Linked DNA regions of Mus musculus: region 1 is linked to region 2. A link is a loop called in an ENCODE intact Hi-C map of the cell type or tissue named here. Cell type or tissue: left cerebral cortex. All regions are shown on one strand. Each heading gives the region's core, and the rest is flanking DNA. Links, peaks and the distances in the headings are about the cores only.

Evidence for each region. Peaks named below come from ENCODE experiments on the same cell type or tissue, not always from the same donor. Only the 100,000 strongest peaks of a DNase experiment are listed, where the experiment ranks them.
Region 1: a loop joins it to region 2, with 18 times the contacts of the local background. A loop is called at or near these places in 27 of 42 quality-filtered maps.

The regions. Positions count from the first base shown.
Region 1 is chr5:3,884,972-3,900,369 of GRCm38, reverse strand. It overlaps Mterf1a (mitochondrial transcription termination factor 1a), which reads left to right and starts at 6,437. Exons shown (of 2, transcript NM_001013023.2): 1 at 6,437-6,495; 2 at 8,473-9,789. The coding sequence starts at 8,504. The coding sequence ends at 9,643. In left cerebral cortex, for the core only: a CTCF peak has its summit at 6,221; a DNase peak (open chromatin) is centred at 6,254; H3K4me3 peaks cover 753 bases.
Region 2 is chr5:4,184,021-4,199,418 of GRCm38, reverse strand. It overlaps Mterf1b (mitochondrial transcription termination factor 1b), which reads right to left and starts at 7,052. Exons shown (of 2, transcript NM_001042670.1): 1 at 7,001-7,052; 2 at 1,768-3,083. The coding sequence starts at 3,058. The coding sequence ends at 1,913. In left cerebral cortex, for the core only: CTCF peaks have their summits at 5,066 (motif pointing left) and 7,256; no DNase peak of the experiment used is centred there; H3K4me3 peaks cover 604 bases.

The sequences.
Region 1 (15,398 bases), core at 3,064-11,063, 300 kb after region 2:
CGATGGATACATGTACATATTGTAATTTCCCAAAATATGGGATATGCGTGACGTCCATTTGCCAAACATCTAGGGGTCGCAATCCGCGAGGATTAACACCTACGGAAGGTGCATTAACAAATTCTACACATTTACCACACTGTAGGACAATATCTCGGGCTTCTTTTCGTGTGAGCTTAAACTTTTGTAGTAATGTAGAAGCAGGGACATGATAAAGCTGATGAAATTTCTTTGCACTTTCTATAGAACTTTGTAATAGGAAAACCATGTCTCTGGTGGCTGAGTCAGCAATTGCATTTCCCTTAACCATAGGTCCAGGTAATGATGTATGTGCTCTAATATGTTGGATATAAAAGGGATGCTCACGCATCAAAATACAATTTTGTATTTTCACCAAAATTTCAGATACTGGACTAGACTGCTTAAAATTTCCGGCAGTCTCTAATGCTAAAACCGCATTAACTACATAAACAGAATCAGAGATAATATTTATGGGTATAGGAAATCTTTTAAAGACTTCTAAAACCACCAAACATTCTACCAATTGAGGGGCTCCTGGTGTAAATTGCAACCTTACAGCCTTTTCATTGATTACATAACTTCCAACTCCTGTTTTGGATCCATCTGTATAAATATCAATGGCTCCCTTTATAGGGGTATTAGCCGTTATCTTTGGAAATATTACTGGATGTAATAACATAAAATGTAATAACGGATGTTTAGGATAATGATTATCAATTAAACCAGAATAACTGCATCTAAGAATGGCCCATTCATCTATAGTAGCACACAATATTTGCGTTTGTGCGACAGTATAAGGGACAATTATGCTATCAGGCATTTTTCCAAAGTGAGTAATTGAAGTTTTTATCCCTTTGTGGGCCATATTTGCTACCATGGTGGGATAATGATCTATAGTCTTATTAGGGGATATATGTGGATGTATCCATACTAAAGGACCATTTTGCCATAACACAGCAGTTGGCAGATTGATGGTGCGTAATATGCATAGAAACAAAGGTTCTTGCTCATTTATACGAGTTAACTGTGCTGTTTGGATCACTTTTTCCACTTTCCTAAGAACATCAGAAGCCTCAGGTGTTAATTGTCTCAATGAGGTAATATGTGAGTCTCCTTCTAAAATTTGAAATAAAGGTTTTAATTCTGAAGTAGGGATCCTTAAAAAAGGTCTAATCCAATTTATATCTCCTTATAATTTTTGAAAATCATTTAGTGTCTTTAGATGATCTTTTCTAATACTAATCTTTTGTGGGGTGACACATCGTAAAGTAATAGTGGCTCCTAGAAAAATGACTAACATTAGACTGCTGTACCTTTTCTGGTGCAATACTCAAACCATTATTTTTTAAAGTTTCATTAAGCAAGCCATAAGCTTGCTGTATACTTTCCTCTTCAGGTCCACAAATTACAATGTTGTCCATATAGTGACAAAATTTTAAGGAGGGGAAACCATCCCTAACCAGTTGCAAAGCTTTTCCTACATAAAACTGACATATGGTAGGGCTATTTGCCATTCCTTGGGGTAATACCCGCCATTGGTACCTTTTATCAGGTTCCATATGATTAATAAAAGGCAAGGTGAATGCAAATCTAGGTTTATCTTTCTTATTTAATGGAATTGAAAAGAAACAATCCTTAATATCTACTACTATAATTCTCCAATCCTTAGGTAGAGTTGAGAGTAGGGGGAGTCCTTTTTGTACAGGACCCATAACTTGCATTTGTGCATTAATGGCTCTTAGGTCATGTAACAATCTCCATTTACCTGACTTTTCCTTTACAACAAAAATGGGGGTATTCCAGGGTGATTGAGTGGGTTCCACATGCCCCAGGTCTAATTGTTCTTGTACTAATTCTTTAGCTGCTTTTAACTTCTCAGAGGGTAAAGGCCACTGAGGCACCCACACCGCGTCCTCCGTACGCCATGGAATGGGCAAAGGCTCTTCAGTGGCCCCTAGAAAAAACCCAGCCCTTTCTTTTCTGCCTTTACTGTGGCTTTAACTGGTGAAATTCTACCTTGTAAATTTTTTCCAAGACCTAGTCGAGGTATATATCCCATTCCTTTCATCATTTCCTTGATTTTTTGAGAATAGTCACTAGTTAGTATAAAGTTCATAGCTGACAACACATCTCTTCCCCATAAGTTTACAGGTAAAGGGAGTACATAAGGTTGAAAAAGCCCTGTCCTTCCTTCTTTATCTTTCCATTGTAAGGATTTTGCACTTATAGTTGGGGTAGCCTCATATCCTAATCCTTGTAAGCTATGTGACGATTGATTAACAGGCCAAGAAGCAGGCCACCACTTACTAGATATAATGCTTTTATCTGCTCCTGTATCCATTATACCTTGAAAGGGTTTTCCTTCTATTTGTAAAGATATGTACTTTATTTTCAAACATACTCTTTCTACCCTTTGTACACTGCTTTTGCATATTACCTGTTTTCTTATGTTGTTTAGAATAACTCCAACCTTGGGTTTCCAATTTTAAGCTAACTTTCTGTTACAAGCAAAAGGCTGCCTGCCCCTTTAAAAGCTCCATTTGCAATTGGCCCTGAGCAGGGCTTTTTCAGCTGTACTTGTCTCCCAGCCACCGTGCAGCTAACTTGTCAATTTTTGCTGTGCAGACTGTGACTACTTTTTATATTTTTCAACATGAAACACAGAACAACAATCAATCATCCAAGCAAAAACAAACATGAGTTGACAGACATATAGACAATTTGGTGCACCAAAAACAGACAATAGAACACAGATATCCTATCCGAAGCTAAAAATATCTCCATAGGATCCAGAGAGGAAGCAGGACGTCTCCCATTTTCCGTCTGTCCCTAGGAGGGCTCTGAAATAGCTTATTTTCATTTTTTCTCCTTCTTCTAGGAATTCTGCACAGTGGCTGCTTCTAATAGTTACTCCTCTTTCCCTGAGAGCTATCTTTAAGCCTTTGATGAAGGCTGCCTCTTTAGTCAAAGTCCTCGAGAGGAGGGTAAATTGACTTAATTTTTTGTTCTTCATTTTTTATATTACCCTTTATATCTTTATATTATCCTTTGTATCTTTATATTATCCTTTGTATCTTTATATTATCCTTTGTATCTTTATATTTTATATTATCCTTTGTACCTTTATATTTTAGCTTCCTTTCTTTTTCTCTTTTTATATTTCTTAAGTTACTTATTTTTCTGCGCGCATCTTCTTTTTTCTTTCTCTCTGTTTCTGATATGCCTTCCTGGTACTCCTACAAAGTCACTGCCCTTCCTTAACAGCTGGTCCCACACAAACCCAGCAACAATTACCAGACCTACTGCGTAAGAAAGCATATCTCTCAGAGACTTACCTTAATTTCTTTATACTTACCGGTACAACCGTTCCTCAGCTGAAGAGTTCTGAATCCACGCAGTTGAATCCTTCTCAGCAGTTTGTTTTGCAGGAACACTTCATTACCACCGTTCCCCAGCTGAAGAGTTCTGAATCCACGCCAGATCCTTCTCAGCAGTCTGTTTTATGGGAACCTTTATTAACCACTCCTTCCCCACGATGCAGTTCTGAATCCTCCCTGTAGCAGGGGGTCTTCGCTCATGCCTGAAGATGTTTCTTGTCCCAGGTTTTCGGCACCACTTCTTGCGGACTCGACCAGCCAGAACGACACTGCAACAGGATCCTTCTGCACACGTTTATTGGGAGAGCTTGATTGTAGAGGCGAAAAGACCCCGAGCCCAGAACTGGTGCTGCTTATATAGGCCTAGGAGAGGCGTGTCTCACACCCGGATTGGTTATGCACTATGCCTCATTTGCATGTTCCTCATCTGATTGGCTACTCTCTCTCTGTACCTCACAGAGCCTCATTATCATACCTCATTTGCATGTCTCACATCTGATTGGTTATACTCTCAAAGCCTCATTATCATGCCCGGGCCAGGCAGTGTCTTTGCAAAAAACTTTACTGCATATGTATACATTGGTTGTTTGTCCAAACTTATGCGTGGTGGCCAGCAGTAGTCAGTGCCACTCTGCAATGGCACATGTGGCTTCCCACAAAGGCCAAAAAGTGGGAGTGGGTGGGTAGGGGAGTGGGGGTGGGTGGGTATGGGAGGCTTTTGGGATAGCATTGGAAATGTAAATGAGGAAAATACCTAATAAAAATTTTAAAAAAGAAAGCAAGTTGAGCGAGCTATGAGGAACAAGCCAGTAAGCAGCACTCCTCCATGACTCTGCATCAGTTACTGGTTCCAGGTTCCTGTTCTGTCTGAGTTCCTGTCTGAACTTCCTTGGTGATGAACAGTGGTGATGAAGCATAGGCTAAATAAACCCTTTCCTCCCCAGGTTGCTTTGGTTACAGTGTCTCATCACAACAGTAGTAACCCTATGTAAGACAATGACTTCTGTAAAAGTATCTTTATTCACTGATGTAACTGTTCTCTGGAGGCTTACTGCCTCCATCTGCTAAGGGCCTTCTCCTGCAAACTTCTAGCCTCAGAATAGTCTAATCTAGGCTAGGATGTGTTCAGCCTCTGAGACTTATTGATGAATGAGTTCACTCTTTCTAATTCTTTTGGGACTCTGGCTGGCTGACTCAACTTAGCTGTTCTGGCTCAAACTCCCCTTCAAGCTGATTGATTTAATCTGCCTTTTCTCACTTCTGACTGAATGACTCTGCTTGGCCTCAAACTAATTTTAGCAATCTGTTCTAATCTTCTGGCTCCTTCTCATTGTCATTTTACCTATATCTAGTTCTTTTCTCTCTTCAACCTATCTCTATAAAACTCTCCTGGTAAAACTTCCTCCTCCCTCCCTCCATCCTTCCCTCCACATCTCTTCTCTCTCCTGAGAATTGATCATATCCTTATTCTGTCAAATGTTTCTCTGATTCATCATGTTATCTGCCATTCAATAGATATCACATTCAAACATGAGTGCTTCCTTCTACAAACTAACTTTACTTTCATTCTTTGGGATTAATGGTCTATAATAAGGGCATGTTTGTATTCCAGCTAGAGGGATTAACAGTATGTGCTAAGGGCATGCCTGTATTCTGGCTAGAGTAGACATGTTGTTAAATTAAAATCCTTCTACACACCTTGAGTGTAATTACAGGAAGATGTAAGATTTGTATAATTGAAAAAGAGGTAGCAAGAACATTTGTTTATTGAATCCTGGTGCCAATTGATGGTGGTATTTTATGTGTGGGTTCTCTTAGAGGAATGGAGGGCTAATTTCTTCTCACTCTAATTAGGTTTGTTGAGACTTAGACATTAGTGGTAAAGTAAGGGTCTGTGAACTTCTCAAGGAAAATCTAGTGAGGCAGACAGAAAGGGCACAATAATCAATATTACTAATTATATCATTATTATTAGTCTTTGGTTGTAAGAGGCCAGGGGCAATTCTGAAGATAGCATAGACATGGCATTTGAACTACACATTGAGTCTAATTCCCAAGGATTTTAAGTCTAATTTTAGGGAGGGGTTCATCTTGACTTCCCTACTCTCCTCCTTCCAAGTGAAGTCATTTAAAGTCTCAAGCATCATTACATGTCACCATCCTTTCAAAAAACAAATGGTGTTTGCATAGCAACACAACTTTCATACAAAGTTGTCTTGAAAGAAAGAAAGAAAGAAAGACCCTTAAGGAAGATGAGAACCCCAAATCAGCCTCTTGAGAAACATCATCTACCACACTGCTCTTAGTTCTCTTTACCTCTTCTTTGCCCCTCATCTTTCTCTCCCTGCCCTTGGTCTTCCCAACCTCTCCAATATCTCAGCTGCACCTTTTCCTCATTGATATCACTTTCAAGAGGACTAAAGCCATCTCCTGGTGTTCATAAATGAAAATCCATGGGGCAGGCTGAGGAGAGAATATTCAGGCAGAAGCGAGACCATGGGAGTTACGGTCCAGAAGGCAGAGGTTGTCTTGCTTTCCGCAATACTGGTGAAGGTAAGCCACACGTGCACCATAAATAGCTACTGAGTAATCCCAGGCAAGGAATAAGCTGTGATCAGTAGTTTCACTTTCTGGGTAAACTGATTATTAATAATTTAAATTCCCAAATAGAAATCTTTATTCTTACAAACACCAAACCAAACAGAAAAATGCAAAAGAATTTGGGGGAAATAAAAACCAACCAACCTACCAAACAAACAAACAAAAACCCCCAAGGTCTATAAAGCAACCTAAAAGAAAGAGATCAAACTGAACCTGTTCTTTGGTACAGGCAGAATCTCAGCCCCAGCCAGAGGGAAGCCTTGGCGCCGCCCTGTGGTCTCGAACCAGCCCAGAGCCCAGAGTCCCCGCAGCCACAGTCTCAGCCGCCCCCTGCTGGGCTCCCGCGGTCAGGCGGCCGAGGATTTAGGCACAGCGCGCCGGGCTAGTGACGTCACCTCTGCGCCAGGCCGAGGCCGGAAGTCAGCCGTTACTTCCGCACTCCGCTCCCTCCCGGGCGTCCAGAGGCGGAAGTGAAAGGTGTCTACCGGGAGCGTTGGTAGGAGCGCGGATGCAGTGTGCGGGCTGGGGCTGGGGAGCTGCTGGAGCCTTTGCGAGCGGCTTGCGAGTCTCTGCTAGACAGGGCGATGAATGGCTAAAGGCCATTGCAGAACTGCCCGAGGGAAGGCGAGCCTTCGATGTGGGATTACGGCGGTTCTGAGTTTAGACTCATCAAGCCCTCCACACTTCGTACAGCAAAGAGCTCGGCATTGGCTCGGAATTTGTAACTTTAGGGACAGTGCCCACCCTTAGGTTGTTGTATATATAGGGCATTACGAAATAATGTATGTGTAACGTGGGGTTCTGGTATTAAAGTGCGTTTGCGATTCCGCTACCTTCCCCCCATGCGTTGCCGTTTTCTTTTTATTATGACTGAGAAATGTTTAGTTTGCGAGAGGTTGTGCATCTCACAAAAATGATTTGAAGGTGTCTAGCCTGGATCTCTTTATTCTCTACTACATTGGTTGTATTTTTGCCTTTTTCTTTTTCGGATTGGCGGTGTGGTGGTAGAAACATCTGGCCCTTACCTTTTCTGGAAATATCCAAAGTCTCTCATCTTAACGACAAATCCGATGCTGAAGTGTAGTTCTAAAACAAACAAACAAACAAACAAACAAACCAACAAACACTCTCCACTTAAATGCTGCTTCAAAAAATTAGCTGATTGTGGTACCCCAATGCGAATGATTATCAGTTTTCTTTAAAAGCCTGTGAGCTTTCCAACTGTGGGACAGAATAGGACGTATATCTTCCTCCTTGGACCTCACTCATTACAATCATGGAGATTTTTGTGATATTTGCTAAATTTAACATTCCTTTTAGAATGTTGTTTATTTTTAGAGTAAGACTGGAGTCAATTCAATATCTACCTTTGTTTTTTAAATTGCATTATGCTGTATAGTTTCCCGGCTGAACAATCTGTTTTTAAATGAAGAGTGTGTTTATACAAGGCCTTGCAATACAACTAGGATTCAAGAAAATGACCCTTTCTGAAAGAAAAGGCAGTTTAACAATATGTGAGACTTTAAAAAGGTGTGTGTGAGTACAGGCACGTGCACTTGCTGGTGAGTCTGATATAAATGTAGTTAGTACTGGTAGGAGGAAGGGGTGACCAAGAAGGTGATGGGAATATGAGAATAATGAAGACAAACAATAGGACATGCTTCTAATGGAGAATTTAGGTTTATATAAAAGTTATATATGTATATGCATGTGTATGTGACAGGAAAGCAAGGTCAGCTTTGATATGTTTAATGAACCCTTCAGCTAGTGTTCTTGGCAAACTCTTGTCCCAGGTTTAAAACCTAACAACTTTGAACTAGAAAATTAATTCCTCCTTCTTCTTTCTGGGGTTGGGGAATTGAACTCAAGTCCTCATGCGTGCTATGGACGTATGCTGTACCACTGACCTACCTCTGATTTACACCACATTCCCTCAACTATATCATTTTGAAGATGGAAAAGAGTGTAGAATTATTGCATTGTAACCAAGCAAACAATTTGGTAAACTGAGGTAGAGATTGATGTTGATAGGTGTTGTCCAGAGATTTGTGTAAGCATATACATATATATGCTTATATATAATATATAATGTTTATATATAACATATGTTATATAATAGGTAATGTATAAGTTATAGTATGTAATAAACATATAATTTATAACATATAGTTATATATATGTATATATATATATATACATGTGTAATCAATGTGATCCACTTAAAGGATATTATAAATTCAAAAAAGACATTAAAGATGGAAAGTAGACAATCTGAAGTGTGTTTTTTTTTCAGAGCTACATTTAGAGCTTTAGATTAAGGTAGCCAGAAGCAAAGAAATTAGTGTCTGTGGGCAGGAGAGCTGGAGGGCGGGATGCTTTCTCCTGGAAGGCCCCTTGCATTTAAAGGATCTGGATATTGTCATTAGTTAGTCACATAATATTGTATGTTAACATTATATGTTATTTTACACAGCATTTGAAAAACTTTGGGCTACCTGATGATTATGGCATCAAGAAACATCTGGTGTGTGAGAAGAAACTTTCTCTTTGATTTAAGAGACTGGATGCTTCAATATTCAGCAGAAGTTTTCCTCAAGTCGATTTCATTCAGGCCGTTTAGTGCGGAATGCGACAGTAAGGACAAGGAGTCTTTGGAGGAGGAGAGGGAGGACCTGCTGAGCAACTTAGTCACCATGGGCGTTGATATCGACATGGCAAGGAGGCGACAGCCTGGAGTTTTTAACAAGGCTGTTACGAATGAGCAGGAGCTGAAGTTATTCCTTCTGTCCAAGGGAGCTAGTGACAAAGTGATTGGTAGCATCATATCAAGATATCCACGAGCTATAACACGCACTCCTGAAAGTCTTTCAAAACGGTGGGATCTGTGGAGAAAGATTATGGCATCAGACCTTGAAATTGTAAATATTTTGGAGCGTTCTCCTGAATCCTTTTTTCGATCTAATAACAATCTAAACTTAGAGAATAATATAAAGTTCCTTTGCTCTGTTGGATTGACTCATAAATGCCTCTGCAGACTGTTGACCAATGCTCCCAGAACCTTCTCCAACAGTCTGAATTTGAATAAGCAAATGGTTGAATTTTTGCAGGAGACTGGTATGTCCTTAGGTCACAATGATCCCAGAGATTTTGTCAGGAAGATAATTTCTAAAAACCCTTCCATCTTAATTCAGAGCACCAAACGTGTGAAAACTAACATTGAATTTTTACAATCAACTTTCAACTTGAACAAACGGGACCTGCTGCTTCTGATATGTGGCCCAGGAGCTAGAATCTTAGACCTTTCCAATGACTGTACCAAAAAAAATTACACAAACATAAGAGAGAGGCTGCTTTCTCTTGGATGCAGCGAGGAGGAGGTACAGAGGTTTGTCCTAAGCTATCTGAATATGGTCTTCTTGTCAGAGAAAAAGTTTAATGATAAAATAGACTGCCTTATAGAAGAAAAAATCAGTGCTTCACAAATAATTGAAAATCCGAGGATTTTAGACTCCAGCATAAATACTTTAAAAACTCGCATCCGAGAGCTGTCCCATGCTGGGTATGACTTGAGCACATCCAGCATTGCTCTGCTGTCCTGGAGTCAGAGAAGATATGAAGCTAAACTGAAGAGATTATGTGGATAGGACAGTGCAGGAGGAGTCGCAGGCAATCGGACAGGTGTGGCACTGGTTCCAGTTTGGACTTTTAAAACAGGAGAGGTTTGTTTTTGTTTTTTAATTATTTTTTTATTTAAATTTTTTAAATAAAAATTTTAAAATATTTAAGATTACATTTATTTTGTATGTATTTTATGTGTATGTGCATGTGCTTATGTGTGTGCATGCTGAGGCACATGTGGAGGTTGAGGAGAGCTTTTAGGAGTTGGATCTCTTTCTGCTGAGTGGGTTCCAGGACCAACTTAGTCATGAGGCCTGGAAGCAAAGTGTTTTTATCCATTGAGCCTCTTGCTGGCCCAAGAGTTTTGACTTTTCACCGCAGACACATGTATAATGATTCTGTGGGTACTTTGTTTTATAGCACATAAGAACTCCACAGTTAGTGTGCTCACATATAGTCCTAGCTACCCCTTCTTATTTTAAGTTAACATAACAGTCCATTAGATGGTGCAGGCTTTAGCTGCTCTGTAGGAGCAGCAGCAGTTCCTGATTTCTACAGTAGAACAGTGTACGAAGATTTTACAGAATGTGCCTTGTAGTTTCTGTTTGCATTTTAGTAGTAGATTTGGGTGGGAGTGCGGCTTCCTCAGCACGTGGAAGGCCTGGGTCGGATGCCCAGCACAGGAAGGCTGATGGTTATATGTGTTAGTTCTGTCTCTTCTCATTTTCAACCCCAAGATTGTCTCTTATTTCAATATGCTAGTCAATTGTAGTTCAATTTCAGAGTGTAATGCCAGTAAAAATAGTAAAATGTGAGTTTCCATTGTTTTACATTTTACATTTGAATATCTAATATCCTCCCTGACAGAATTAAGCTTGAGTGGATATAAAATTAATGCAAACAAGTCAGTCCTCTATTCAAAGTATAAATGAGCTAAGAAAGAAATTAGGGAAACAAAATTAATTATAAAAATTATGGATCAATTATGTCCTAATCATCCTGTGATTACATGTGTATAGAACTTGATGAGCTGTAGGAGAACTGTAGACAGCAGACTGGCCATACAGCTTTCTAAAGGCAGATACCGGCAAGTCTGGTTGATGATTCAAACAGAAGGAACATTCCATAGATATGAAGAGGTTTTTAGTAGGTTGTTTTACCTATAGGATCTGTTAGCCTCAAGCTGGAGGAAAAGAAATTAATATTCTTATGTACAACTTTATTTTTTTAGTTTAATAGCTGCTTGTTGCTTTTTAACAAAATTATTTCTTTGATTAGTTAATTAACTAATATATATGAGTGCATTATCTTCATATACACTTGCATGCCTCAAGAGGGCATCAGATCACATTATAGATGGTCATGAGCCACTGTGTGGTTACTGAGAATTGAGTTCTGGACCTCTGGAAGAACAGCCAGGGCTCTTAACTGCTGAGCCATCTCTCCCACCCTGAAATACTATGTGCTCATTGGACAGTTCTGAAATGATATAATTTAGAATGTTTTCTTACATTTTTTTACCTCAACTCTTAAAAGACCTGATTGTTATGCCATCTTAATGCCTCAAAATACATACCATTGTCTTCCAGATATGACAATGAAGCAATACCCATAAAACCTCAATAATATGGCTGTCTAAACAAGACCCAAACAATTGCAAAGCTCCTTAATGTGCCAGCATGGATGGGGGAGAGATCATATGGGACCCCACCCCTAGAGGAAGAGCTACAGGGAGTTACTGACTATTGAGAGAGAGATGGTTATTCAGTGCCAAGAGGTCAACTCTAAAAACATACATGCAAGGAACACTACACAGACTCAGTATGCTGTAGTAGTGAATTACTCACATATGTATGTAACAATAATAGTTAAAGAAAAGGAGGCCATGAATTTGAGAGGGAGTGAGCATGGGAGGAGCTAGACAGAGGAGAGAATGGGAGATAATGTCAGGACATTTTGATTAAATAAAAAAAATTAAAAGATATATAGCACTGTCTTTGTACTTACTTAGGTACAATTTCTGGATTGTCCACCCTTGTTTAGCCTGGACATTAAAACTCTATGGCACTTATTGTGTGCCTGTTTACAAAACTCAACATGGACAGTTGTATTTCTGGAATTATTGCAATTAATCCAACCCTGTATTAACCTTTTCCTCCTTTGAAGATGTTCTATTAAAAAAATAACAACAATAAGGATTCCAGTTGTAACATATGAAGTGAGGGGATCAAATTTTGTTGTGAAAATAAATGTTATTTTTAAAGTAGGTCCATTATATGGCAATTTTGATCTCTATATTATTCTGAAGACATAGAAAGTAGCAATCCGTGTGCTTTTGGGCTAAGCCATACCATTTCTGACAGTGACTTTGATGACTTACATATATAGCTATGAGTGATTAGTAAACAACCCTACACAGGAGGATTGGATGTGAGGGAAAATGACCAAGTTGGAGCTGAGAGTGAAGCATCTGCCTTGCAAAGCACCCCATGCTCAAACATGACCTATATAGTCGGAGTTAGCGCAGTTGAATTGAGCCGTGTCTCCATGCTCTGTCTACTCCATGCTCTCATTGAGCTGAACGTTGGTTTACACTCTCCCTGACAAGTGAAGGTTTGTCAGTGGACTGGAATAGACCAGTCACTCACTAGAAGGCTCCATCCCCTCACGCTCTGTGCTCTGTAAGCTGGAATTAGCAGCTCCTCAGGTAAATGTGGCCATGTGCTCCCGGGCTCCTTTATGTTCTTCCTAGAGTCACCCAGCAAGGGATGACTTAGTGATGGCTTGATCACCTAGGACCTTTAAAATCCATCCCTTGACACATACCCCTGCTTGCCTTACCCAGTCTGATACAGATGCCCTCTGAGTTATAGTTGAATTATTCCCCAAACAATGATGTAGTAAGTTGAAAATGCAATTAATCCACCCTAGTGAACCAATGGCTGACTAGGATCTGGGGCTTGCTGCTGTTGCGAGCATCCCGTAGCACAGATTGTCAGCCTAGGAAAAGATCAAGATTCAGACTTCAGGGCCTGGTTGCTGCTGAATGTGTATCAGTTTTGTACCATAAGCTTGAAAATTGCAACTCACACCATTGTACCTTGGGGGTCATTTGTACTTATGGAATCACCATACTCTGAGTTAGCACCATAGCTGAAGTTGTTAGGAGCCTAGAAGAGTTCAGAGGTAGCTTTGATAGCTTTTTATTTGTAAAAGTCACCACATGACTACAGAAATTGAGAAATACAGAAAAATAAACACATGAAAGTATTCATAGTCTCAGTGTCCTGCACAAAACACTTGTTAACATGAAGACATACAGTTCTCTAGCTCTTCTCTGAAATTATGTTACATGGAGAAAACACATACAATTTTCTGGCCAAATTTATTTGAAAATGTGGTGAACACATTTGTTAAGTATCAATTCTGCACCATGGTGTTGAACTGTGTTCTTAGGAATTGTGTTTTAAGAGTTGTTTTATTGCAAGGAACCCACAAATAAAGACCTCACACAGCTAGAGTACTGTAGCCACTGGAAACCAACACTCGCTCATCCCCAACTCTGTGCACTCAGTGACGTTCTCTAGTGTTCTGTGGTCCTTCTGAAGCTGTGGGGCCTTACTTAGGACTTCATACTTTCATTTTCAGTTGCATCTTATGTACTTATCTACCATCAAAAGAAGAAAGTCCACGGTAGTTGAAACTAGAAAAACAGTTAACTTTAAGTCCTCTTGTATGACTTCATCTGCCTTCCATTCTTCCGGATCATCTGACATCTCTTTCCTGTTTCCTCTCTAAATGTTACAATATACGCACACACACATTTGTTTACACATAGATCTGTATACATCCATTTTCCTACAAACTGTGTGATTTCGTTTTCTTTCACGTTGAATAAATTTTGACTTTATGTATGTATCACAAGCTTATCACTATCCATTAATCTGTTGATGAACAACTAGAATTTTATTTGTCCATTCTCTTTAAAACAAGAGGACCCCTTACTCACTGCTGATAGGAATGAAAAGTTAAGAAAGCTATCATGGAAATCAGGTTGGAGATTCCTCAAGAAATTAAAAATAGAACTAACAGGCTTCAGTCACATATATGCCTGGCACATACCCGGAAGACTTCATGCCCTAGCAGAGACACATACACCCCAATGCCATTGCTGCCTTAGTCACTATAGCAAGGAAATGGAACCCAATTGATAAATGTTTTAAATTTAGTTTTAGAAACATGTGATGATCGTTTATCTACACCACACACTACTATCATCTGCTTTTAGGTAAATTGGAAACTTGAGAACACTGAGCCACAGTGGTTGGGGGTTAGACCTGGCCTCCCAGGAAGCCTAGCCTGGGCTCAGGAAGTCAGCACACACAGTGCAGTTATTCTCTAGGCTTGTCTAGGAATCCCATCTTGTTTCTGCTCATCTTGATGGAAGGAGGGAGACTGCTCAGGAGCAAGGAAGGAACCAGTGAGAGTGGGAAAGGAGAGAGGGTAGTGGGGGATGAATATGGTCACGGTGCATTGTGAACCTGTACAAAACTGACAGACGTGAAAAATACACAAGAGAAGGAAAAATCAATACATTATCAATACACTATCAGTGCAGTGGTGCTGGACATTGGTAATCCTCATGCTTATTACAAACACTTTACCCACTGAGCCACTTCCATACATAAAAGTATGTAGGACTTCTAAAATGTGTTTTCTAGGTATCATCTGTCAAGAATGGTGAAAGGGCTGAGATTTGTAGCATAATAAAGTAGCCTGCCAAAGATGTTGGCAGGAAATATGAGGACCCTGGGTCAGAAACTGAGAACTGTTCATTATTCACACTGGTAATTATAGTTGGAGAATTAGGAATTGTATTAGTTCCCTGAATCCAATGTCCTCCAGGGCAATGTGAAGAGGGCCAGGTAACGTTTGTTCATATAGTGTAGTTCATTGCTTGGAGAACCCCTAAGCCTAGGGAAACCTGTACCTTTCGTAATGGCCAGTTAGCTTGCTTGTGCTCTGACACTCCAGAGGGAGATACTACATCTTCTTAGGCTGTTCACTGAGCCCTGGGAACATAAAGGAGCAAATGATATTAATGTTTTATCTTGTAAGGTGTGCACAGATTTAAGGTATCCTATCCATAGGGAATAATTTTGACAATGGTGGTTCCACACTGACTTGGTATGTTTCTCTGTTGGGGACTTTAACTAGTACAAACAGGTCTAAAATCCATTCGTTCCATCTCATACAAATCCATCCATCTCAACAGAAACCAAAGAGGGAGAATGAAGCAGTCTAGTTTTGTTCTCATCCATGGACTGAACTCACCAGACAAGCCCCATACATCATTATTAGCTCTACCTTCAACATCAAATAGCTTTCTTCTTTGATTTCTGTATTGTGGAAGTTCCCATTATCACACAACAGTAATTATTAACTCATAATAAGGTTAACAGTTTATTTCTGTTTAAAATATTTTTCATTGTGTGTATACATTTTCATCCAAGTATGAGAAGATCAAGTTAGCAAGAGCCAGGCTAATTCCATGACAGGCTGCAAAGTGGCAGTCTGAGAGACTAGGCCTAAGACTCTGTTTCCCAGAAATGAGAACCTGGATCCAGGAACCTGTGGTCAGCCAACTATAGCCTTAGCCAGCTAATCTGAAGACAGCTTGTCTTATGGCCTGAAGTAAGAATAGGTATCTAGAATGAATAAGAAACCCCCTGGAATTCCCCTAACTGGCAGTAAAAGCTGGGTCAGCAAGTTCACCAGAGC
Region 2 (15,398 bases), core at 2,439-10,438:
TGCTTAATTTATATACATATATAGGGTTATATAAACATTTCTCAAATACAGAAGGGTTTTTTGGTTTTTTTTCCAAGACAGGGTTTCTCTGTGTAGCCTTGGCTGTCCTGGAACTCACTCTGTAGACCAGGCTGGCCTCGAACTCAGAAATCCGCCTGCCCTTGTCTCCCAAGTGCTGGGATTAAAGGCCTGTGCCACCACTGCCTGGCGTAAAGAAGGGTTTTAAGTAGAAACAGACTCTGAAGCCCTGGCCTAACCTATGTCATGGTGTGACTTAAGTGCAGGTTGTTAAGGGTATGGAAAGGCAGAGGCTTAAGCAGTTTAGCAATATTGAGTGCTCCATTTAAAATAAAAAATAAACTCTGGGATATGAATACACATCTACCAATATTTGTTTTGATTGTACTCAAAGCCTATTATTTAAAAAGTTAATGTTGCTTGACAGTCACTATCCATTCGTCCCCCACCATGTCTCTAAAACCGCAAAGATTGCATGTTATACTTATGTCCGTTCTAGATAACCTTAGGCACTTAACACTATTGATGTTCCACCATCTCTGCTAGCCCAGGTACAATCTTCAGAGAACACAATGTTTTCTTGTGGTGCTACAGGGCAGAGGTTAGATACCTGTCTCCTGGGGCTAAGGGGAGAGTGCTGCTGTGCCCTTTCCACTGTGTATAGGCCACCTCCATCCTTCACCTGTGGCTCTTCCTTTACAAAAGCTGGAAATAGACAAGTCTCTCTTACATGGCACCCTCTCACCTCTTCTACTTCCTTCTTCCATTTTTAATGACCATATGATTGTAGGTAGTCCACCCAAATAATTCAGGATAATCTTTCTTAAGACTTTTAAAATAGGCATTTTTGAGACAGTCTCAAGACTGTAAATGAGGCTGCTTGAAATACTTCTGCCTCAGGCTTACAAGAACTGAGATTCTTAACCACATTTAAATTTAATACCTATGTGCCAATTACCAAATTCTAATGCTTCCCACAACTAACATACTAACATCTTTGGGCAGTCATTATTTTACCTTCTAGGTTACCCCTGTATAAAAGAAATCAGAATATACCAACCCAAGGTTAATTCTGTCAGGGGAGGATACTAGTTATTCAAATGTAAACTGTAAAATAATGGAAACTCACATTTTACTAGCATTACACTCTGAAATTGAACTACAATTGGCTAGCATATTGAAATAAGAGACAATCTTGGGGTTGAAAATGAGAAGAGACAGAACTAACACATATAACCATCAGCCTTCCTGTGCTGGGCATCCGACCCAGGCCTTCCACGTGCTCCCACCCAAATCTACTGCTAAAATGCAAACAGAAACTACAAGGCACATTCTGTAAAATCTTCCTATACTGTTCTACTGTAGAAATCAGGAGCTGCTGCTGCTGCTGCTACAGAGCAGCTAAAGCCTGCACCATCTAATGAACTGTTATGTTAACTTAAAATAAGAAGGGGTAGCTAGAACTATATGTGAGCACACTAACTGTGAGTTCTTATGTGCTATAAAACAAAGTACCCACAGAATCATTATACATGTGTCTGCTGTGAAAAGTCAAAACTCTTGGGCCAGCAAGAGGCTCAATGGATAAAAACACTTTGCTTCCAGGCCTCATGACTAAGTTGGTCCCTGGAACCCACTCAGCAGAAAGAGATCCAACTCCTAAAAGCTCTCCTCAACCTCCACATGTGCCTCGGCATGCACACACATAAGCACATGCACATACACATAAAATACATACAAAATAAATGTAATCTTAAATACTTTAAAATTTTTATTTAAAAAAATTTAATAAAAAAATAATTAAAAAACAAAAACAAAACTCTCCTGTTTGAAAAGTCCATACTGGAACCAGTGCCACACCTGTCCAATTGCCTGCGACTCCTCCTACACTGTCCTATCCACATAATCTCTTCAGTTTAGCTTCATATCTTCTCTGACTCCAGGACAGCAGAGCAATGCTGGATGTGCTCAAGTCATACCCAGCATGGGACAGCTCTCGGATGCGAGTTTTTAAAGTATTTATGCTGGAGTCTAAAATCCTCGGATTTTCAATTATTTGTGAAGCACTGATTTTTTCTTCTATAAGGCAGTCTATTTTATCATTAAACTTTTTTTCTGACAAGAAGACCATATTCAGATAGCTTAGGACAAACCTCTGTACCTCCTCCTCACTGCACCCAAGAGAAAGCAGCCTCTCTCTTATGTTTGTGTAATTTTTTTTGGTACAGTCATTGGAAAGGTCTAAGATTCTAGCTCCTGGGCCACATATCAGAAGCAGCAGGTCCTGTTTGTTCAAGTTGAAAGTTGATTGTAAAAATTCAATGTTAGTTTTTACACGCTTGGTGCTCTGAATTAAGATGGAAGGGTTTTTAGAAATTATCTTCCTGACAAAATCTCTGGGATCATTGTGACCTAAGGACATACCAGTCTCCTGCAAAAATTCAACCATTTGCTTATTCAAATTCAGACTGTTGGAGAAGGTTCTGGGAGCATTGGTCAACAGTCTGCAGAGGCATTTATGAGTCAATCCAACAGAGCAAAGGAACTTTATATTATTCTCTAAGTTTAGATTGTTATTAGATCGAAAAAAGGATTCAGGAGAACGCTCCAAAATATTTACAATTTCAAGGTCTGATGCCATAATCTTTCTCCACAGATCCCACCGTTTTGAAAGACTTTCAGGAGTGCGTGTTATAGCTCGTGGATATCTTGATATGATGCTACCAATCACTTTGTCACTAGCTCCCTTGGACAGAAGGAATATCTTCAGCTCCTGCTCATTCGTAACAGCCTTGTTAAAAACTCCAGGCTGTCGCCTCCTTGCCATGTCGATATCAACGCCCATGGTGACTAAGTTGCTCAGCAGGTCCTCCCTCTCCTCCTCCAAAGACTCCTTGTCCTTACTGTCGCATTCCACACTAAACGTCCTGAATGAAATCGACTTGAGGAAAACTTCTGCTGAATACTGAAGCATCCAGCCTCTTAAATCAAAGAGAAAGTTTCTTCTCACACACCAGATGTTTCTTGATGCCATAATCATCAGGTAGCCCAAAGTTTTTCAAATGCTGTGTAAAATAACATATAATGTTAACATACAATATTATGTGACTAACTAATGACAATATCCGGATCCTTTAAATGCAAGGGGCCTCTCCAGGAGAAAGCATCCCGCCCTCCAGCTCTCCTGGTTCTGCACTCACCTCCTGCCTCATGGCTTCTGTTGGGTCCCTATGGACTCAAGGCTCTTCCTCTTTGACTTACAGAGAAGCAGAACACCATGCTGCCCCAAGCTGCCCTGCCCTTGTATTGTTCTTTTAGTTCACTGTGCCTGCTTTGACTCTCCAGAATCATTTACTCCTCTCCACCTCTTCTCTTTTCTGTGGTTTCTGACATCTTTGGCTTGTTCCTAAGAAATTGCCCTTTAATTACAATTCAACTTTCAACTTGCCAGATGTCTGAACTGAACCTGCCACAGACACTAGATCTCTTTGCTTCTGGCTACCTCAAACTCTAAATGAAGCTCTAAAAAAAACACACTTCAGATTATCTAATTTGCATCTTTAATGTCTTTTTTAGACATATGATACCCTTTAAATGGATCATACACACACACACACACACACACACACACACACACACACACATCTGTAGACAAAAGATGCCAACATTAATCTCTATCTCAGTTTTCCAAACTGTTTTCTTGGTTGCAATGCCATAATTCTAAACTCATTTCCATCTTCATATTGATATAGTTGAGGGATGGACTGTAATTCAGAGGTAGGTCAGTGATACATTATATATCCTTAGCATGCATGAAGATTTGAGTTCAATTCCCCAATACCAGAAAGGAGGAGAGAGCAATTAATTTTCTAATTCAAAGTTGTTAGGTCTTAAACCTGGGACAAGAGTTTGCCAAGAACACTAGCTGAAGTATTCATTAAACATATCAAAGTTGACCTGGCTGCCAGGTTCTCCCATCATCCCTCAGTCCTTATCTGTTACAAGGTCCTCCTGGCTGGCATATCCCACCTCTACCCTGAACTCTCCAGTCAGAGGCTGGGCTGCCCATCCCCCTCCAGCCATTTCAGCAACGCCAGGCCTTTTGTTCCTTTTTGGCCTTTTTGTCTCTTGGCTGCTGCTCAAGGTTGCCCTCTCTTCCTGTCCTCTCCTCCCTCCTCACATGACCCAGCTCAGTCTGCCACTCATATCCACTCTAGATCCTTCTAGATGCCTCTGGCTGTTTTCTCCCTCATATATACAATCACCCTTCTGTTACAACAAATCCAGGAACAGCCATGTCCTCCTTTAATTTTTTTTTTCCAGTCAAGGGTGTGGGCCCCAGTAGATCCAACATTCTGATGATGGCCATATAACCAAATGAATACAGACAATACTAACTGAATTTAATGGCTTTAAAAAAAAGAGCTCTTGACTCTAGCTGCATATGTATCAAAAGATGGCCTAGTCGGCCATCACTGGAAAGAGAGGCCCATTGGACACGCAAACTTTATATGCCCCAGTACAGGGGAACGCCAGGGCCAAAAAGGGGGAGTGGGTGGGTAGGGGATTGGGGGTGGGTGGGTATGGGGGACTTTTGGTATAGCATTGGAAATGTAAATGAGCTAAATACCTAATAAAAAATGGGAAAAAAAAAGAGCAAGAACAAAAACTTCAATGGTTATGGAATGGGATGTGAATTTAGGAGGAGCTGGAGGAGTGGAGTGAATGTGATCAAAATACACTGTATTAAATTCTCAATTAATTAATAAAATATACATATAAAAAGAAAAAGAAAAGAAAAGAAAGAAAGAAAAGAAGAAGAAGAAAGAAAGAAAGAAAGGAAGGAAGGAAGGAAGGAAGGAAGGAAGGAAAAAAGAAAGAAAGAAAGAAAGAAAGAAAGAAAGAAAGAAAGAAAGAAAGAAAGGAAAAGAAAAGAAAAGAAAGAAGGAAAAGAAAAGAAAGAAGGAAAGAAAGAAGAAAGCAAGCTCTATCTAGCATGTACAATCCAACCTTTTCCCTTCCAGATGCTCATGGATGACCTCTGCTGGATAACTGGACAGAAGACTATCACATTACAGTCAGCCAAGTTTTATAAGAAGCGTTATAAATAAGCATGCAAAATTATCCAATAGACAGTATCAATTTTCAATTATACTTGTCTTATCCTGTGACAATTTCTATTTTACATACATTTTATAACAAATACAATATGAATAATAAATTTTTAAAAATCAGTCACTAAGGATACATATACTAAGTCTATCAGCTTGAAGATTACTACCAGACAGCTCATTCCTTTCAGATGATTAGCACCACGGTAAACGATAAACATGACACAGAATATTCAACAGAAATTCTAATACCAATAAAATAAGAAAAAGGTTTGCTAAGACTCCTAAGAAAAGGGTAAAAAAAACTATTAGTTTGTTAGACTTGTCACAAGTAGATTTTTGTTTCTCTTTATATAACTTATCCTCCAAATAAATATTTTCTAAATGTATCAACATATAAAGTTGAACTGAGCATCCATGCAGCACCCAAAGTAGCGCTCCTCTGATTAATGTCATTGTGGTAAGCACCCCCAGGAGGGTTTTACATTCTCTCTCTTCCTTACCAAATCAACTTCACTCAAAACAGCAACAAAGCAATCTTGTTCCTGCCTATTTTAGTCTCAGTGTCCTTGCTGTCTTTTCATTATTTTTAACTGACATAACAAATAATGGAATCTGTATCTATCTTCCCAAAGTCCCTCTTTTACTTTCATGTCACACACATGAGTGTGTGTGTGTGTATTCTCCATTAGAAGCATGTCCTATTGTTTTTCCTCATAATTCTCATATTCCCATCACCTTCTCAGTAGATGCTCTCTCCCCTCAGCACTTACTACTACTATCTTATCAAACTCAAAGCTCACATATGAGCGCACTCGCAGGCGGGAAAGCACGTGCACTTTTCTGAGTTAAATTGTCTTTTCTTTCAGAAAAGAAAAAGGGTCATTTTCATGAACCCAAGTTGTATTTGCAAGTCATTGTATAAACACAATGTCCTTTTAAAAACAGATTGTTGAGCTGAATTTGTAACCTCTGGCAAATTAACTATCCCAAGACAAATTTTAAAAAAAGCAAATATCGAATAATTGCCTTCAATCTTCCTCTAAAATAAACCATTTTCTTAAGCTTCGTTAAATTTCATGAATATCACCAACATCTTGGTGACTGTAACTACCGAGGTTCAAGATGGAAGATTTATGTCCCTGTCCCTTCCCGTCCCCTCCACCCCACCCCATCCCACAGCTGGAAAGCTAACAGGTGTTTAAAGAAAACTGCTAATCTTTGGGAATTCCACAATCCCGCTACTCTTTTGACACAGCATTTAAGTGTACAGGGTTGTTTTGTTTTGTTTTGAACAGAACTACATATCGATGTCGACTTTGTCATAAGAGACTTTAGATCTCTCCAGAAAAGGTAAAAACCGATGTTTCTACCACCACACCACTAATTTGGAAAAGAAAAAGGCAAAAATATCGCCAGTGTAGTAGAGAATAAAGAAGTCCAGGTCAAATCATTTTTGTGAGATGCACGACCTCTCGCAAACTAAACATTTCTCAGTCATAATAAAAAGAAAACGGCAACGCATGGGGGGAAGGTAGCGGAATCGCAAACGCACTTTAATACCAGAACCCCACGTTACACATACATTATTTCGTAATGCCCTATATATACAACAACCTAAGGGTGGGCACTGTCCCTAAAGTTACAAATTCCGAGCCAATGCCGAGCTCTTTGCTGTACGAAGTGTGGAGGGCTTGATGAGTCTAAACTCAGAACCGCCGTAATCCCACATCGAAGGCTCGCCTTCCCTCGGGCAGTTCTGCAATGGCCTTTAGCCATTCATCGCCCTGTCTAGCAGAGACTCGCAAGCCGCTCGCAAAGGCTCCAGCAGCTCCCCAGCCCCAGCCCGCACACTGCATCCGCGCTCCTACCAACGCTCCCGGTAGACACCTTTCACTTCCGCCTCTGGACGCCCGGGAGGGAGCGGAGTGCGGAAGTAACGGCTGACTTCCGGCCTCGGCCTGGCGCAGAGGTGACGTCACTAGCCCGGCGCGCTGTGCCTAAATCCTCGGCCGCCTGACCGCGGGAGCCCAGCAGGGGGCGGCTGAGACTGTGGCTGCGGGGACTCTGGGCTCTGGGCTGGTTCGAGACCACAGGGCGGCGCCAAGGCTTCCCTCTGGCTGGGGCTGAGATTCTGCCTGCACCAAAGAACAGGTTCGGTTTGATCTCTTTCTTTTAGGTTGCTTTATAGACCTTGGGGGTCTTTGTTTGTTTGGTAGGTTGGTTGGGTTTTTTTTCCCCCAAATTCTTCTGCATTTTTCTGTTTGGTTTGGTGTTTGTAAGAATAAAGATTTCTATTTGGGAATTTAAATTATTAATAATCAGTTTACTCAGAAAGTGAAACTACTGATCACAGCTTATTCCTTGCCTGGGATTACTCAGTAGCTATTTACGGTGCACGTGTGGCTTGCGGAAAGCAAGACAACCTCGGCCTTCTGGACCGTAACTCCCATGGTCTCGCTTCTGCCAGAATATTCTCTCCTCAGCATGCCCCATGGATTTTCATTTATGAACACCAGGAGATGGCTTTAGTCCTCTTGAAAGTGATATCAATGAGGAAAAGGTGCAGCTGAGATATTGGAGAGGTTGGGAAGACGAAGGGCAGGGAGGGAAAGATGAGGGGCAAAGAAGAGAAAAAGAGAACTAGGAGCAGTGTGGTAGACAATGTTTCCCAAGAGGCTGTTCTGGGGTTCTCATCTTCCTTGAGGGATGTTGTTGTTGTTGTTGTTGTTGTTGAGACAACTTTGTATCAAAGTTGTGCTGCTATGCAAATCTCTCTCCTTTGCCATTTCGTTTTGAAAGGATAGTGACATGTGATGATGCTTGTGATTTTAGATGACCTCACTTGGAAGGAGGAGAGTAGGGAAGTCTACATCAAGATAAACCCCTCCCTAAAATTAGACTTAAAACCCTCAGGACTTAGACTCAATGTGTAGATCAAATGCCATGTCTGTGCTATCTTCAGAATTGTCCCTGTCCTCTTTTAACCAAAGATTGATAATAATGATATAACTAGTAATATTGATTATTGTGCCTTTATGTCTGCCTCACTAGCTTTTCCTTGTTTGAGTCTCAACAAACTCAATTAGAGTGAGAAAGGAATTAGCCCTCCATTCCTCTAAGAGAACCCACGGGTAAAATACCACCATCCATAGATTCCAGGATTCAATAAACAAATGTCCTTTCTACATCCTTGTCAATTACACAAATCTACATCTTCCTGTAATTACACTCAGGGTCTGTAGAGGGATTTTAATGTAACAACATGGCTACTCTAGCTATAATACAGACATGCCTTAGCACATTCCTTTAATCCCTCTGGCTGGAATACAAAGATGCCCTTATTCTACACCATTAACCCAAGAGAATGAAGGTAAAGTTAGTTTGTAGAAGGAAGTACCCATGTTTGAAAGGGGTATCTAATTAACTGGGAAACAAAGTGATGAACCAGAGAAAGATTTGACAGAATAGTATATGCCTAGATCTCATGAGAATAGAGAGATGACTTAAAGGGGGAGGCAGTTTTACTGGGAGAGTTTTACAGAGACAGGTTGAAGAGGAAACAAGCTAGACACAAGTGAAGACTGAATGAGCCAGTGAATGAGAAGGAGCCAGAAGATCAGAACGGATTGCTAGAATTAGTTTGAGACCAAGCAGAGCAATTCAGTCAGAAGTGGAAAAAAGCCAGATTAAATCAGTCAGCTTAGAAAAGTGTTTGAGCCAGAACAGCAGCTTTAAATCAGCTTGCCAGAGTTCCGAAAGTGCCAGAAAGGGTGAGCTTATTCAGCAGGAAGTCTCAGAGGCTGAAAGCATTCTAGACCTAGATTAGATTGTACAGACAAAAGTTTGCAGGAGACAGCCCTTAGCAGATGGAGGCAGTAAGCCTCCAGAGGACAGTCATATCAGGTGAATACAGAAGTCATTGTCTTACATAGGGTTACTACTGTTGTGATGAGACACTGTAACCAAAGCAACCTGAGGAGGAAAGGGTTTATTTAGCCTATGCTTCCACATCACTGTTCATCACCAAGGAAGTTCAGACAGGAACTCAGACAGAACAGGAATTTGGAGGCAGGAGCTGATGCAGAGGTCATGGAGGAGTGCTGCTTACTGACTTGCTCCTCATAGCTTGCTCAACTTACTTTCTTTTTTCTTTCTTTTTTTCTTTTTTCTTTTTTCTTTTTTTTTTTTTTTTTTTTTTTCGAGACAGGGTTTCTCTGTGTAGCCCTGGCTGTCCTGGAACTCACTCTGTAGAGCAGGCTGGCCTTGAACTCAGAAATCTGCCTGCCTCTGCCTCTCGAGAGCTGGGATCAAAGGCGTGCGCCACCATGCCCGGCTTCAACTTACTTTCTTATAGGAACTAGGAACTCCAGCACAGGGATGGCATCATCCACAATGGATGGGCCTTCCTCCACCAATCACTTATTGAGAAAATGCTGGACTTGTCAACAGCCAGATATGATAGCAGCATTTGTCTCAGCCAAGACCTCCTCCTCTGTTAGGGCATAGGTAAAATATTAAGGCGTAGATGGAATATTAAGGCATAGATAAAATGTTAAGACACAGGTACCAGACTAGCCTCCCATCATAAGGAAACTTTCTCATATGTTTCTTCTGTTGCTAGGAAACTTTCCAATGCCAAGTTGATTACATATTTTGTTATATTCTGTGCCCTTGGAAACCAATCACAATAGAAGTCAGTAGAACTGTTGTGCATAGTTACCTACAACAAGCATGGACCCGAACCAACCCAACAGCACTTCCTGCACCTGTGTATAAGCTTTTATGATATAAGCTGTCCCTGGAATGGACCCCAATCTAAGAGAGACACCTGTACTGTAGTCTCCCCTCCCCCAGCCTGAAACCTGCTTGCTCAGGGGTGGAGCTTCCCGCTCAATCGTTCTGCCATGCCCACTGCTGGAACCTGCCGCTTTGCTGTTCGGAGCCACACACTGTTCACCCTGCTACTGGACCCCGAGACCAGTTGGCGGGAATCGGGTTCCCTCCCCCTTCCTTTATAACTGAATGTCGGAACTAGTAAAATTGAGCTTTGAACAGGATGAACTTGTCTTGGCTCCGTTTCTTCTTTCTCCCCGTCTAGTTTCTCCCTTAGCTGGAGTGGCCATCTCAGTCAAACCGTTCACGTTGCGAGCTGCTGGCCGGCTGCAACACTGTACCAATATAAAGAATCATTTGGATTAAGACTTTCATTTTAAGTAATGATCGAGTAAAGTTTAAGTTTCCAAGACCTCCCTTGGGAATTGACATCCTATTTGGTAGAAAGAAACAAGTACGTGGGTAACTGACATCCTGGTGGGCAAGTTCAGACATGAATATTAGACAAGGCAAGTCTCCTGCCACACTTGAGTACCCCAACCAAAGAGAACAGTATAAATGTACAAAGACATGGTCCTAAGGAAATCCCCTATCCCTAAATCCTGATCGGTGGAATAACTTGGCACAGATGTTTGTGGAATTTAGGCTTAAAAACTGTAGAATCTAACTCAGTGTCACATTTCAGTTCCCGAATCTAGATTGTGGCTCTGATGGATCAGGCCTGGAGCAGATGCTCAATAAACCATCCCAATCTGTCTGGGATTGGTGTTCATGGGTTTGTAAGGTGACCCCAGCGCTGATAACTACATTGTGTGAAGTTGACATAGAACTATCTAGTACAGTCACCAAGGGAACATAGGTCTCTACCAGGAAGGTTCTGTAGCCCTGCCTGTGGTTGCTTTGTTTGCATCTGAGAATTCTACATAGAGCTCTGGTTGATTAAAACAGTAAAGTTATCCAGTGAGTTTCAAGTTGTTAACATCCTGCAAACTAGCAAAAAGCTAGCTCAATTTCCTTCCCTTTATGCTGACCTCACAGTCTTAACGATCTTACTCCAGGCAACTTACTTTCTTTGAAGAGTGCCTAACCAGAATCTACAGAGACTCCTTGAGTCAGATTTCCTATTATAACAAAGGCCCATGGCAAAGAACAGGATACTGGCTTAGGAAATTTGCTGCTTGCAGTCCTGAAGGGATCCTGGATTCAGTGGGAATGAGGCTGACAACATAACAGGACAGAAGTGGCCAAGACAAATGGAATAATTCCTAGAAATCTTATACAGCCATGTGAGTCTAAATGCCTGTGAGATGTTTTTATCTTACAGAAACACTTTTAATCAATTACCATGGTGTAATATCAATCTTGGTAGAGAATTTATCTCATCAGAGAGTTGGAAAGCAAATACTAAGAAGGATGGCATCTTCCTTGCTCAAAAGTGTCTACATTATGTTTTTAAATTCTACCTGTAAAGACTTATTCCTCATTATTATAGCTTGGTAGTTTTAAGTTGAAATGATTTGAAAGAGGAAATATTGAGCTATTGGTGGCAAATTTTTCTAGAAAGAGCCAACCAGCTATCAGCTAATGCTTGCTGTCTCATCTGTATATTATTTTCTCCATTCCTGCTTCTTGTTTTAACCCTTTACTATTTTCTACCCCCTCGTGTGTGTGTGTGTGTGTGTGTGTGTGTGTGTGTGTGTTTATCAGCAACACTCTGACTCACACTGTTAAATTGACTAGCTCACATTTTCTTTTTTCTGAATGTTCCCCAGAACATCAGGATCCTCTGTTTTTGTCCCAGTTCAACTATGTTCTGTCCTTTCTCCACCTTGACATCTCTAACACTAGCAGGAGTCTCAACAGAAACTTCTTATCTAGCTCCCTCCATTGTTGGAGTAGTGGGAAATGCTTCACTATGGGGGACCCCATTTTCCCAATAAGCAGTTTACTATGCTGTTTTTCAGAGAAGGTATCTATAAGGAGCTTAAATAATTATTTCTCTATCATGAGCTAAAATGTAAGCAGAAAGTACAGTCATATTATCTGAAACCAGAGTCTCAGTGTAGACCCAAACTCTACTAATCTCTACAGCACTTAATATAATGCCTTCCCCACAGAGTGCCTCAGTGTTAAGTGGAGTAAAATGGAGCTGCAAGTTTTGAGAGTTCAGAAGTAAATTACATCTGAGAATTTCAAAGAGAAAACAACAAATCAATGATTGTCCAATTAAAGCAAGCTGTATTTCCGGTTGCACAAGGACTGGCCACCCGGCTGTCTCACCCTAAGAAGGGATTTGAGAGATTAGCCCCTGTCAGCCTCTTGAAGTCTCTTTTTTAGGGACATAGGTGTTCACATGGGTGAGAGAGTAGGCTGTTACACGTTATTAGAAAGATATAGTGAAAGGGAAGGAAGTTGGGTAAGGATTACATCATGGGAATGGGCTCACAAGCTTAGATCTTTAAATCAGATCTAAGAAACAGGAACTTATTCTTAATTACAAATGGAAAGTTTAACATTCAAGGGTGTAACACACGGGGAGCAGGAGTGTATTCTTAACTGTCTTAACTGAAAACAGAACTATTAACTTGCAAGGTGTATTGCTCCCATTTCACTTCCCCACTAACCTGCAAGGCATATTGTTCTGGTCTTGGTTTCCCATTGACTTCCAAGATATATTATTCTTGTTTTGGTTTCACAATCTTCAAGTCTAATATATCTAACACTTTGTTCCATTTTCATGCATAACCGTAGCTTTCTAGTTTTGAGTGAAGTATTGATTCTGAAACTCTGTTCATGTTTTATTTGACCATTAGTTGGCCATTCAATAATTTTGCACCAACTTTATGGTAAAAAGAAACAAGGATACATGAGAAATAGCTCCTGCTAGTTCATGCCAGCTTCGGGAAAATAATCAGAAACACAGGTTTTCTGTATTAAGGGCAGGGCAGGCTGCTGGGAAGTGTTTGCTGCACAGGTTTCACTGTGTATCTGAGTGAAGATCTCTTGCTCGGGTTAGTCTCTATGACCTATCATGGAGACCACAGAACTGCGGCTTCACTACAACACAACTCTCCCTGTCGGGAAGTACTTTCCCGTGATTAAGAGAACTGGGTATCTACATTACGGAGATCTTGGTTTGTTTATCTCTCAGGCATCTGTACACTTCTTGGAATGAGTGGATGCTGTGCTCTGCATACCTTGGTATCCTCTCCTCTGTGGTTGCCATGGTATGAGTCTGTTCTCCAGTTTCCATGTTTTTGGAGCTTAAGGCCCAGTGCAAGAGGTGGGATCTTTTCAAGGTGATAATGTCACACGAGCTAGAACTTGGTGAGTGAAGTAATGCCACAATCTGAAGAGTGGCTTTGTCATATGCAGGGAGTGGGTTTCCCATAAAAGGATGCCCCCCCTCTCTCTCCTTTTTCTTTTCTTCCTCTTTCCTTCTTGCCTTCTGCCATGGATGACACAGAAGGAAAGACCTGTCCAGACACCAGGACATGGATGGTGGACTTTCTCACTGTGCAGAACTTTGAGAAATGAATGTACTCTTTTTATAAGTATTCACTATGTGATATGCTGTCCTGTATTATGAAATAGACTCAGACAGTATTATAAATGCTTTTCTCATGAGACATGAATGAACCCAGCTGTCCTGAGTTGTAGGGCAGAGGTCTGAGCTAATACATATGATGGCTTATTTGTTCTCTATTTCTTTGCTGTTTTCCAGTGACAACTTTCAGAATAAATTGTAACAAATAATTTTTGAGTGGGAAGGGAAATTAGAATTGGAAGAAAGGAAATTAGAGTTGATATCAAAAATTGTTTTGCTCCATTTCTGCCTGAAGCAGAGACCACACCATGGGACAAAATTCTGCTAGCTCAAAGTGACTAGGATTGAAGTGAAAGTAACTGGGGTGTAGCCAGCCCTGGGTCCTCAGGCCTTCCTGCCCCCCCTCGAGTGGGGTGTGTCCAGGCCCTGGTCCTGCTCCTCTCCTGTGACCATTTGTGTTAGAACATCTAGATAAGGCAAAGAAATCTCTTCAGGACATGACTGTGACACCCATCTGATGGCATATGGTTTCTGAAGAATTCATCAGTCATTGGACCAGAGATTTTTAATTTAGGAAAACAGAACTTTCATATTTACCATGTGAAATAAAATAATCTTCTGGCAGTAAAAAAAAGTTGTTCTTTTTAAAACTCGTCATAGGAACTGTTCTGAAAATGTAAGCAGTTCAGAAACAGTAGATGCACAAAGACCAGGAAAGACTCAGGGAAAGAATTCAATTCTTGCAAACTCCTTTGACGATTCAGACATTTCAAAGTCACTGCTACTCCCAGTTGCTTGGTTTGCATGTAGAGAAGACTTCTATAACATCTGGAAAGACAGGGATCCAAGGAAAGTCCCTTTCCTAAGAAACAAGATGGCTGCAGCTCTCTCATGGCAGCACACTGATTAGGCAAAATAACAGGAGGAAGGAGGACTTTCTTATCAGAAGTGGGTACTCGAGAGAGCACTGGGAGAGGGGTGGTTCAGGAAGGCACCGCCATCTTGGTTCCCAGGTAGCTTTCACTGTGTCTGAGAAGCTCACTAAGCCTTGCTACTTACTCCTCATAGGTTTATCTGTGAGGAGAGGTGATTTAAAGTTTTCATTTGTTCTGAGGGTTATTTTTATGACTTGGAATGAATAGTGTAGACAAGTATAAATATATGCAGCTATTTTGAATATCTTTGGTTTAAATCCCATGCTTCAAAGGGCAGCAATGGGGTGTGGGCTCTGACACCAAAGGTGTGTCATAGGCCTCAGGAAGTGTAAATTTTTGATAATCCCTAGATCAGAAAAACATGTTTTTCTGACAAAAATAGATTTGACGTGTAAAATTTTGTTTTTCTAATAAAATAATGCTAGAAGGTAGACCTTCTTCTTTAAACCAATCTTTTGCTTGAATTCTGTGAGTTTTATAACTTTGAGCACATGTGGCTGATGCTATGTGGCATACAAAGAAGAACGGAAATGGTCTAGTTGTAATATAAAGTAAAATAGTGGAGGGAAGCAAAGGAAAAGTAAAATCAAGTCGAGATCAAAGGTGGGGTAGAAATGTCAATGGAAAAATAGGAGCGTCCAAATCGTTGTGAATATTTTATAGAGAGCTTCCGTGTGAGCTTGATCACCCAAAGGACACACCACAGGGATCAGTGTCCAAAATGAACAACAGCTGCTGGATGTCAACACACAATGTCGCAGTGGGCAGAGAGCATCTCGGGTGAAACATTATGTCTTCAGGTGGTCGCTGGTCCTTTGGGCAAATCTTTGATGAGGAATAAAATCTTTCCCATCCTTAGAGAATCACTAGCACAACCCAGTCGTTTCCTGGTGAGTGTACTTCACAGTGAGTGTGTGAGGAAACGTAATTAGCTAATAGCCATTTACAGAA